Linked DNA regions of Homo sapiens: region 2 is linked to region 1. The links are chromatin loops, found by intact Hi-C in ENCODE. Cell type or tissue: MCF 10A. All regions are shown on one strand. Links, peaks and the distances in the headings refer to the core of each region. The heading gives the core; the rest is flanking DNA. Region 1 overlaps RPRD1A (regulation of nuclear pre-mRNA domain containing 1A). Region 2 has its middle 21 kb from the start of RPRD1A.

Region 1 (5,383 bases), core at 195-5,194:
TCCTGACCATAAGTTTCCTACACCACTGTACTATGGATGCCACAAGGTATGATGCTTCTGAATATAACTGTACTACATTGAGTGATTCAAATTTAATTCTAGTAAAATATAAGAATAGTATAAAATATTATGTTCAACACTGTTTTCCTTATGTATAATCTTATTTGAGTCATATTCAGTAGTAGTATGCTATTTAACATTGTAACCAGTAAAAATGTACTGTGGCCCACAACTGTTGAAATCTTGTCTATTTCCTTAGAGAAATGACTACACCCACAGAGCATAGTGAGTAGGGGAATATTTTTGTCATAATGAATTCAGTTTAAAATTTATGGCCATGTAATCTAAAGACAGAAACATCTAAACTTTTCCCATTTACTCTCCCTAGCAGTTAATCTATTAGCTTGGCAAATATTTATTGCATAAACAAAAAATAGTAATTGATTGAAGGGACATCTCTTTCAACCTGTTTTACATTTCATGCTCTTCTGTTGTTTCACAATAGCTTAATAATGATTTCGAATTAACATGTCTATTAAAACAATCCTAAATTCAATGTAGGATTTAGGGTGCCATCTTAATAACATGAGCAATCACCATCTTATTTTAAATGACTATATTTCATATAGTTTGTAATGGTTTTACTAAAATTTAATACAGGATAGAGTCACCGAGATGCATTTTTACATAGACATTAGTTCTGGCGATTTTAGCAGCAGTGACTGGTTAGTTTGGTAGTAAAATGAGAGACTAGGGTTGAAATGATACATAAAGGTTAGTAGGGTTATTTTAGTTCTCAAAATGCTTAATTTAGGTATTGAGAAAGTTTGTCCAAGTAAAGATGTTTTAAGTAGATTTTTAACTTTTTCTTATTTTTCAGCCAAACCAAACAGGAAGCTTACTTTTCTCTACCTAGCCAATGATGTCATACAGAACAGCAAGAGGAAGGGGCCAGAGTTTACAAAAGATTTTGCACCAGTTATAGTGGAGGCTTTTAAGCATGTTTCAAGGTATGATCATAGTTTTGGGTATTAGGTAATCTGTTTTAAATGTACCATATGTCCTTTTGCTAAAATTTGCCTTAAACTATTAAAATAAAAAGTAGGGAATATAGTTTTTTGATGCTTTTATTTGAAAAGACTTCCCTCTACATGGCATTTATAAATGTATTAAATGCCTTCTCTGAAGGAAAAATATTTTTTGAACTGTTGCTAAGGTGGGCCTTTGGAGTACTTGAATTACAGCTTTCCTTTAAGAGACCAGAACCAACTGCTATATTGGAATGAACTTCATTAAAAATGAATGAAGGTATTGAAGTAAAAATTTGTGTGTTTATAAAGCTATCAGTCTTGTAACAAATATTTCCATATACACTTAGTACTGTTTCTATTCTTTTTTTTTTTTTTTTTTTTTTTTTTGAGACAGAGTCTCACTCTCACCCAGGCTGGAGTACAGTGGTGCGATCTTGGCTCACTGCAACCTCTGCCGCTTGGGTTCAAGCGATTCTCCTACTTCAGCCTCGCAAGTAGCTGGAATTACAGGTGCCTGCCACCATGCCTGGCTAATTTTTGTGTTTTTAGTAGAGACAAGGTTTCACCATCTTGGCCAGGCTGGTCTTGAACTCCTGACCTCGTGATCCACCTGCCTCGGCCTCCCAAAGTGCTGGGATTACAAACGTGAGCCACCATGTCTGGCCTGTTTCCATTCTTTACTTGCCCTCTGGGTAATTTTGTACATCGCATGTATTTGGTTATTCTCCACACCGTAATGACTTACAGTTTTATGCTCCAGTCCAGATTTTTTTTTGTTCCAAACCTGTGTGCCCAATTGCCTTTTGACATTTTTACTTGTATGCGTCTCAAACATTTCAGACTCACTGTGTCTGATACAGAACTCATTATGTCCTTGCTTCCCACCGTACTTGTCCCTCCTGTAGGTTTTATACTCTGTGAATGGCAACTCGATCTATCCAGGTGCCTATGCAAGAAATTATGTTACCTTTAAACTCTTCTTTCTCCTTCAGTCCCCATATCTCACATAGTACACATTGACTCGGTTCTTTGGATTTCTTTCCCTTTTAGTTACCATAATGTATTTTCAGTATAATTTTAATGCCCTTTAGTATTGTTTAATTTCTTTAGAAAACTCGACAGAGTTGCAGAGCTGGTCATAATACTTCCTTGCCTTTGAGTGGTTCCCATTTGTTTTAGAGATGAAGTCTAAAGTCCTGAGCAAGACTTAAGGTGTTCCTTCGTGGCACTGCCTATCTCCCCAGACCTCTGTCTCGCATTTATTCCACACAGTCTATAGTCTACAGTTTAAGCTAAATTAACCTTTTTTAGTTCTTTCCGCCTTAAGTCTTCTATATATGTTGCCCCTCCCTAGAATTCAGTAAAATATTTATTGGCTGCATAAATATTTATTATATGCAAAACCCTGAGTAGTAGTGACCAAGACAGTTTTGTTCTACTGGAGCCTACATTTCATTGGATGACAAAGTTAATAAGTAGATAGACAAGTGAATGCATAATGTCAGATGACAAATGCTAGCAAGAAATACAAAGCAGGGAAGGAACTAGATAGTATGAGGGCGCTCAGTTATGTGATGAGATAAAGAACAACTATTTGGGGAAGGTGGCATTTGAACAAAGACTAAAGGAAGGGGTGAAATGAGCCATTTGACTAGGCAGAAAGGATTCTAGGTAGAGAGAATATGTGGCCGAAAAAATGAGATAGCTTATATGCTGGACATGTTTGAGGACCTTAGCAAGGAGATTTGTATGGTACTAGGTATTAGGGAGTGTGTACTGAGGGACTGCCAGAAAGCAGAGCATGTGGGCCTTATGGCCCAGAGTAAGGATTTTGGTTTTATTCTTGATGTGATTGGTAGCTCTTGGAGGATCAAGAGCTGTATAATCTGATTTACATTATTAGGATGCTTTGTACAGAATAGAGTAAAAGAGTAGAGGCTGGGAGAGCGTGAGAAGACTTTACAAAATTCTAAGCAAGAGATAGTAGTGTTTCTGTCTACAGTGATAGCAATGAAGGAGGTAGGAAACAGTTGGGAGTAGTCTGTTTTTCATTTCCCCATATGTCTAGTCTTAAGATCTCAAATTAAATATCATTTCCTTAAATACTCTTCCGGATATCTCTTAAACAGGGCCAGGTCTGTCTTAAGCACTTTGTTCTCTTTTGTGATACTTATAAATAACAACTGCCATAAGCTGCATTTGCATCTCCATGTCAAAGATAGTAACTGGATCAATAAGTATTTGTTGAATAAATTTAAAAAAATAACCTATGAGAAATCTTCCTTAGCCCCATGTCCAGGCCCCATTAGGATAGGAAATCCCTAGCAGCCAGTACTAAAACTTTTACAGTTTAAACTTTTTTTGGTTGTGTAATAATATGTTTATAAAATGTTTACTAGAAGCAAGCAGTGTGTCTAGATCACTTCACTTTTGAGCTGCTGGCCACATAGTGATGCTAAGTAGACATTTGGACAGTTTTTTCCAGGGAATGAATGTCTGATTATATTTAAAGTTACCGTTAACCTTTTCAATAACACTATGCATTGTTACTGTTAACATTTTTCTTTTTTTCTTTTTTTTTTTTTTTAGTGAAACTGATGAAAGTTGTAAGAAGCACCTTGGAAGAGTGTTATCTATTTGGGAAGAAAGGTCTGTTTATGAAAATGATGTATTAGAACAACTTAAACAAGCTCTGTGTAAGTGTAGAATCCTGATCTCTTACCTTGATCTCTTCATTAAAATGTATTCTTTCATTAATACTTAAATGTTCTTTCATTTCAGATGGTGATAAGAAGCCTAGGAAGCGAACTTATGAACAGATAAAGGTGGATGAAAATGAAAACTGTTCCTCTCTGGGATCTCCAAGTGAACCACCACAGGTAGAAATTTTACCCTGTTAAAAGAGTTACAAACTTTTACTTCATGTTGCCACCAAGCTTTATTAATTTCGTTTCACTTCTGTAAATTGATTTCTATTATACTTTTAGGTACAAGAAAGAAGCCACATGAATATCTCTTCCTCATTAACAAATTGCTTATGTTAAATGTAGTATGTTGTATATTGTATATTTTGCATAGAAATCATGTTTTGTATAGAAAGAGGATTTTTAATTGCCAAATATGGTTAGATGTGAGATGTTAGCTATTTAAACTTTTTAAAATAAAACAAAACATGCCTATTTTGTTATGTGATTTTTTTTTTTTGAGACGGAGTTTCACTCTGTCCCCAGGGCTGGAGTTCAGTGGCACTATCTTGGCTCACTGCAACCTCTGCCTCCTGGGTTCAAGCGATTCTCCTGCCTTAGCCTTCCAAATAGCTGAGACTACAGGCACGGGCCACCAAGCCCAGCTAATTTTTGTGTTTAATAGAGATGGGGTTTCACCATGTTGGCCAGGCTGGTCTTGAACTCCTGGCCTCAAGTGATCCTCCCACCTTGGCCTCCCAAAGTGCTGGGATTATAGGCATGAGCCACTGTGCCCGGCTCATGTATGATTTAAATACACTAAAATTTTCATTCTTGGACATAATCACTGCCCCTTTAAGTATTTTTGTTTTTAAATGTAAAAAGTAGTGTTAGAGTGGCCGGGCGCAGTGGCTCACGCCTGTAATCCCAGCACTTTGGGAGGCCAAGGTGGTCGGATCATGAGGTCAGGAGATCGAGACCATCCTGGCTAATATGGTGAAACCCCGTCTCTACTAAAAAATACAAAAAATTAGCTGGGCGTGGTGGCGGGCGCCTGTAGTCCCAGCTACTCGGGAGGCTGAGGCAGGAGAATGGCGTGAACCTGGGAGGCGGAGCTTGCAGTGAACCGAGATAGCACCACTGCACTCCATCCTGGGTGACAGAGCGAGACTCCGTCTCAAAAAAAAAAAAAGTAGTGTTAGAGTGATATATATGTGTTCATACATTTCTTTGTAACTATATAGAACTATGTAATTCTGTGGAAAAATAAGTTAGAATTATTATCTTAACACTCTGTGTCCTCCTACATGTTGGTATGGTATGGTATTCCTTAACCATCAGATTAATTCCAGAAAGACTTTTTTTTTTTTTTTTTTTTAAGTGGGCATTGAGTCTTTAAGCTTCCTCCTTCTATGTTTCAAACATGTAGGCGGGACAGATAAAGTGTAAAATGAGAAAATGAAGACATAACCATACTCTTAAAACAAGGCGAATGTATTTTCATGGGTTAGAAATTGTACACCTAACTTCATAGGTGAGACAAAACCTGGCTCCTGCTGAGCCCTGGTCCCGAAGCAGACATGGGGTTGCCAGAAATTAGTATCCTTTAAGGTCACAGGAACTCACAAGGGCAACAGGAACTCACAGTGCTCCGTGGGAGTTAGAGGA
Region 2 (5,383 bases), core at 74-5,073, 57 kb before region 1:
TTTCCACACATGCCAGATGTGTATGTCATGTTTTACTATTAAGCACTTACATGTGAATAAGTGTAAGAAAATGATGGCTTATTGGTAGCGTATAAATTCAGAGCCAGGAATGATGGTAATGACAAGCAATCACAAATTGTCCACTTGGGTGACTAAAATAATGACACCTTTGCTTTCTGAGGGTTCAACTTGGTTTTATGCACAAAATCATTTAAAATATTGTATAAAATTACAGTACCTTCAGCATATATATAAAACATAAGTGAATTTTGTGTTTAGACTTGATCCCATCCCCAAGATATCTCATTATGTATATGCAAATGTTCCCAAATCCACAAAAAATCCAAAATCTTTAATACTTCTGGTCCCAATCATTTGCGGATTTTTGTTTGTTTGTTTGTTTTTAGAGGCAGGGTTTTACCATGTTGGCCAGGCTGGTCTCAAACTCCTGGTCTCGAGTCATCAGCCTACCTCGGCCTCCCAAAGTGCTGGGATTACAGGCTGAGCCACTGTGCCCCACACATTTAGGATAAGGGGAACAACTTGCAGTGCCAAGATTGAGAAACCATGGTTCAGAGGGATAGGTAAGAAGTTGTCAATACTCATAGAGAGGAATGGGTCATGCTGCTTCTAAGGGAAATGGGAAACAAATGGTCTTACAGAGGAGGTGATATCTGATGTGGGTTTTGAGGAGGAATAGGAAATCCTTGGTAAAGAAATGCTTACTATGTTCAGACACAATGGTTCAAGCCTGTAATTCCAGCACTTTGGGAGGTCAAGCCGGGTGGATCACTTGAGACCGGAAGATCAAGACCAGCCTCGCCAACATGTCGAAATCCTGTCTCTACTAAAAATACAAAAATTAGTCGGGCATGGTGGCACGTGCCTGTAATCCCAGCTACTTCAGTGGCTGAGGCAGGAGAATTGCTTGAACCCGGGAGGCGGAGGTTGCAGTGAGCCGAGATCACAGTACTGTTCTCCAGCCTGGGCGACACAGTGAGACACTGTCTCAAAAAAAAAAAATGCTTAATTTATTTTGGAAAAACATTCTCAAATATTTGCAGAGAATAAAATGCCTGGATATTGCTGCAAAATAATCCAGTAGGGACGGTGGTGGGTAAAACAGCAGAATTTGCCCAGGAATTGATAATTGTTGAAACTAGTGATGGATACATGGAAGTCCATTATACTTTTAACTTTGGTATATGCTTAGAAATTTCCATAATACAATTTCAAATTGAGTTTTCTTTTTTTTATTGTGGCAAAATATACATAACATAAAATTTATCATTTAAACCTTTTTCTGTTTGCTTGTTTTTTGAGACGGAGTCTTGCTCTGTCGCCCAGTCTGGAATGCAGTGGTGTGATCTCGCCTCACTGCAAGCTCCACCTCCCGGGCTTCAAGTGATTCTTCTGTCTCAGCCTCCCGAGTAGCTGGGACTACAGGCACATGCCACCACACCTGACTAATTTTTGTATTTTTAGTAGAGACAGGGGTCTCACTAAAATGTTAGCCAGGCTGATCTTGAACTCCTGACCTCAAGTGGTCTGCCTGCCTTGGCCTCCCAAAGTGCTGGGATTACAGGCATGAGCCACCATGTTCCGCCACCAGTTAAACCATTTTTAAGCGTACAACTCAGTGGCATTAAGTACATGCACAGTGTTGTGCAGCCATCACCACTATCTACTTCCAGAATGTTTTAATTATCTCAAACAGAAACTTTATACCCACTCAACAATAACTCTCTGTTCCCTCCCTCCCCTCTTCCCCCTACCATTGTTTAAGCTCTACTCTACCTTCTGCCTCTATGGATTTGCCTATTTGAGGTACCTCATGTAAGTGGAATCACACAAAATTTGTCCTTTTGTGTCTGGCTTATTTCACTTAGATAATGTTTTCAAGGTTCACTCATTTTTCACATGTATCAGAATTCCATTCCTTCCGTGTTTTCTTTCTTTCTTTTTTTTTTTTTGAGACAGAGTCTCACTCTGTCACCCAGGCTGGAGTGCAGTGGTATGATCTCGGCTCACTGCAACCTCTGCCTCCTGGGTTCAAGCAATTCTCCCTCCTGCCTCATCCTCCAGAGTAGCTGGGACTACAGGCATGTGCCAGCATGCCTGGCTAATTTTTGTATTTTTATTAGAGACAGTGTTTCACCACGTTGGCCGGGCCAGTTTCAAACTCCTGACCTCTCAGGTGATTCACCCAACTTGTCTTCCCAAAGGTTGGGATTACAGGCATGAGCCACCATGCCTGGCCAGAATTTCATTCTTTTAATGACTGAATAATTTTCCATTGAATGCACAGTCATGTGTCGCTTTATAACAAGAATATGTTTTTAAGAAATGTTCCAGGCCGGGCATGGTGGCTGATGTCTGTAATTCCAGCACATTAGGAGGCTGAGGCGGGAGGATGGCTTGAGCCAAGAAATTTGAGACCAGCCTGGGTAACATGATGAAACCCTGTCTCTACAAAAAATACAAAAATTAGCTGGGTGTGGTTGTGTTGCCTGTAGCCCCAGCTACTCGGGAGGCTGATATGGGAGGATCGCTTGAGCCTAGGAGGCAGAGGTTGTAATAAGCCAATATTTGCACTACTGCATTTCAGCCTGGGCAACAGAGTGAAACTCTGTCTGAAAAAAAAAAAAGAAACTATAAAAAAGAAAAAGAAAAGAAATGCACCATTAGGCAACTTTATCTTTGTCCAAATATCATACAGTGTACTTACACAAATCTAGATGATACAACTAGGCTATATCATATAGCCTACTGTTTTAGGCTACAAATCTGTATAGTATGTTATAGTACTGAACACTGTAGACAATTGTAACACAATGGTATTTGTGTATCTAAATCTTTCTAAATGTAGAGAAGGTACAGTAAAAATATGGTATGAAAGATTAAAAAATGGTACACCTGTATAGGGTACTTACCACGAATGGAGCTTGCAGGACTGGAAGTTGCCCTGGGTGAGTCAGAAAGTGAGTAGTGAGTGAATGTGAAGGCCTAGGACATTACTGTAGACTCTATAAATACTATACACTTAGGCTGCATTAAATGTGTAAAAATGATTTTTTTCTTGAATAATATATTAACCTTAGCTTACTGTACTTCATAAACGTTTAAATTATTTTTTGACTCTTGTGTTTTAAATACTTTTTTCAATAGTTTTTGGGGAACAGATGGTGTTTGGTTGCATGGGAAAGTTCTTTAGTGGTAATTTCTGAGATTTTGGTGCACCCATCACCCAAGCAGTGTACACTGTACACAATGTGTAGCCATCGGGTTTTTTGTTTTTGTTTTTGTTTTTGAGACAAGGGCTCACTTTGTCACCCAGGCTGGAGTGCAGTGGCATAATCTTGGCTTATTGCAACCTCCGCCTCCCAGGTTGAAGCGATTCTCCTGCCTCAGCCTCCCAAGTAGCTGGGATTATAGGCACCTGTCACCACGCCTGGCTAATTTTTGTATTTTTAGTAGAGATGAGGTTTCACCATGTTGGCCAGGCTGATCTCGAACTCCTGGCCTCAAGTGATCTGTCTGCCTTGGCCTCCCAAAGTTCTGGGATTACAGGCATTAGCCACCGTGCCAAGCAGCCACCATGCCCGGCTCCCAATGTGTAGCCTTTCATCCTTCACCCTCCCTTCCTGACCTTCCCCCAACAGTCCCCAAAGTCCATTATATCATTCTTACGCTTTTGTGTCCTCATAGCTTAGCTCCCTCTTACAAGTGAAAACATATGATATTTGGTTTTCCAACCCTGAATTACTTCCCTTAGAATAATGGTCTCCAACTTTATCCAGGTTGCTGCAGATGCCATTACTTCATTGCTTTTTATGGCTGAGTAGAATGCCACATTTTCTTTATCTACTCAGTTAGTGGGCGTTTAGGCTGATTCCATATTTTTACAATTGTAAATCGTGCTGCTATAAACATGCTTGTGCAAGTGTCTTTTTCATGTAATGACTTCTTTTTCTCTGGGTAGGTACCCAGTAGTGGGATTGCTGGATCAAATAGCAGTTCTACTTTTAGTTCTTCAAGGAATCTCCATACAGTTTTCCATAGTGATTGTACTAGTTTACATTCCCACAAGCAGTGTGAAAGTGTTCCCTTTTCACCACATCCACGATACCATCTGTTATTTTTTGATATTTAAATTATTGTCATTCTTGCAGAAGTAAGGTGGTTTCACATTGTGGTTTTGATTTGCATTTCCCTGATAATTAGTGATATTGAGCATTTTTTATATGTTTGTTGGCCATTTGCATATCTTCTTTTGAGACTTGGCTGTTCATGTCCTTTGCCCACTCTTTGAAGGGATTATTATTTTTTTTCTTGATGATTTGTTTGAGTTTCTTGTAGATTCTGGATATCAGTCCTTTGTTGGATGTATAGTTTGCTAATATTCTCTCCCACTCTGTGAGTTATCTTTTTACTCTGCTGATTATTTCTTTTCTTCTTCTTCTTTTTTTTTTTTTTTTTTTTTTTTGACAGTCTCACTCTGTCAACCAGACTGGAGTGCAGTGGTGGCACAATCTCAGCTCACTGCAACCTTAGTCTCCTGGGGTCAAGCGATTCTCATGCCTTAGCCTGCCAAGGAGCTGGGACTACAGGCATGAGCCACCACACCCTGTTAATTTTTGGAGTTTTAGTAGAGACGGGGCTTCGTCATATTGGCCAGGCTGGTCTCAAACTCCTGACCTCAAATGATCCACCTACCTTGGCCTCCCAAAGTGCCGGGATTACAGGAGTGAGCCACCGTGTCCAGCCTTCTGCTGATTATTTCTTTTGCTGTGCAGAAGCTTTTTAGTTTAATTAGGTCCCATTGTTATGGAATCATTGGAGTGTTGCTTTTTGGCTAGAAACCTCTGTGGCTGGTGGCACCTTTGCCCAAGTTTTGCTCAAACTCACTAGGCTCATTTTGCCCACTCAGCCTGGTAGGCTGCGCTCAGCTCACACTACCGGCCTGGATCACATGCCTCCCAAAGGCCCGGATCCCATGTCTGCTAAGGGTGAGTCAGGCATGGAACAGTGAGGGGTATGTGAGCAAGCATGGGGTCTGGCCACTGTGTACAGTCAGACATGCCAGCTGCTACAGCGGGGCAGGCGGCTCCACATGCTGGCATGGGCACCAGCTCTCTGCGAGGCTGTGGCCAGACCAGGCTCACTGCAAGCAGCTTCCATGGCTGGCAGTGGGGAACGTGGTGATACCCGGAAGCTTGGAGATGCCAGAAACCACAGAGCCCCAAAGAGGCAGTCATAGTTATGGCTCAGGGAGCTCCCAGGTATGGGCTCCCCGAAGGGCTGCAGCTCTTCTCTCCTTCTCTTTGCCTACAACACGGTGAGCAAGAGGCATGCTTCAGTCCTGTTTGTGCTACAGCTTTTT

What was found. Peaks named below come from ENCODE experiments on the same cell type or tissue, not always from the same donor. Only the 100,000 strongest peaks of a DNase experiment are listed, where the experiment ranks them.
Region 2: a loop joins it to region 1, with 4 times the contacts of the local background. A loop is called at or near these places in 3 of 110 quality-filtered maps.

What each region holds. Positions count from the first base shown.
Region 1 is chr18:36,029,335-36,034,717 of GRCh38, reverse strand. It overlaps RPRD1A (regulation of nuclear pre-mRNA domain containing 1A), which reads left to right. Exons shown (of 7, transcript NM_018170.5): 2 at 881-1,010; 3 at 3,621-3,727; 4 at 3,813-3,910. Among named protein-coding and RNA genes, the nearest start is that of RPRD1A, 36 kb to the left of the region's middle. In MCF 10A, for the core only: no CTCF peak of the experiment used is centred there; no DNase peak of the experiment used is centred there.
Region 2 is chr18:36,086,038-36,091,420 of GRCh38, reverse strand. No RefSeq gene overlaps it. Among named protein-coding and RNA genes, the nearest start is that of RPRD1A, 21 kb to the right of the region's middle. RefSeq lists an enhancer at 4,556-5,109. In MCF 10A, for the core only: no CTCF peak of the experiment used is centred there; a DNase peak (open chromatin) is centred at 2,190.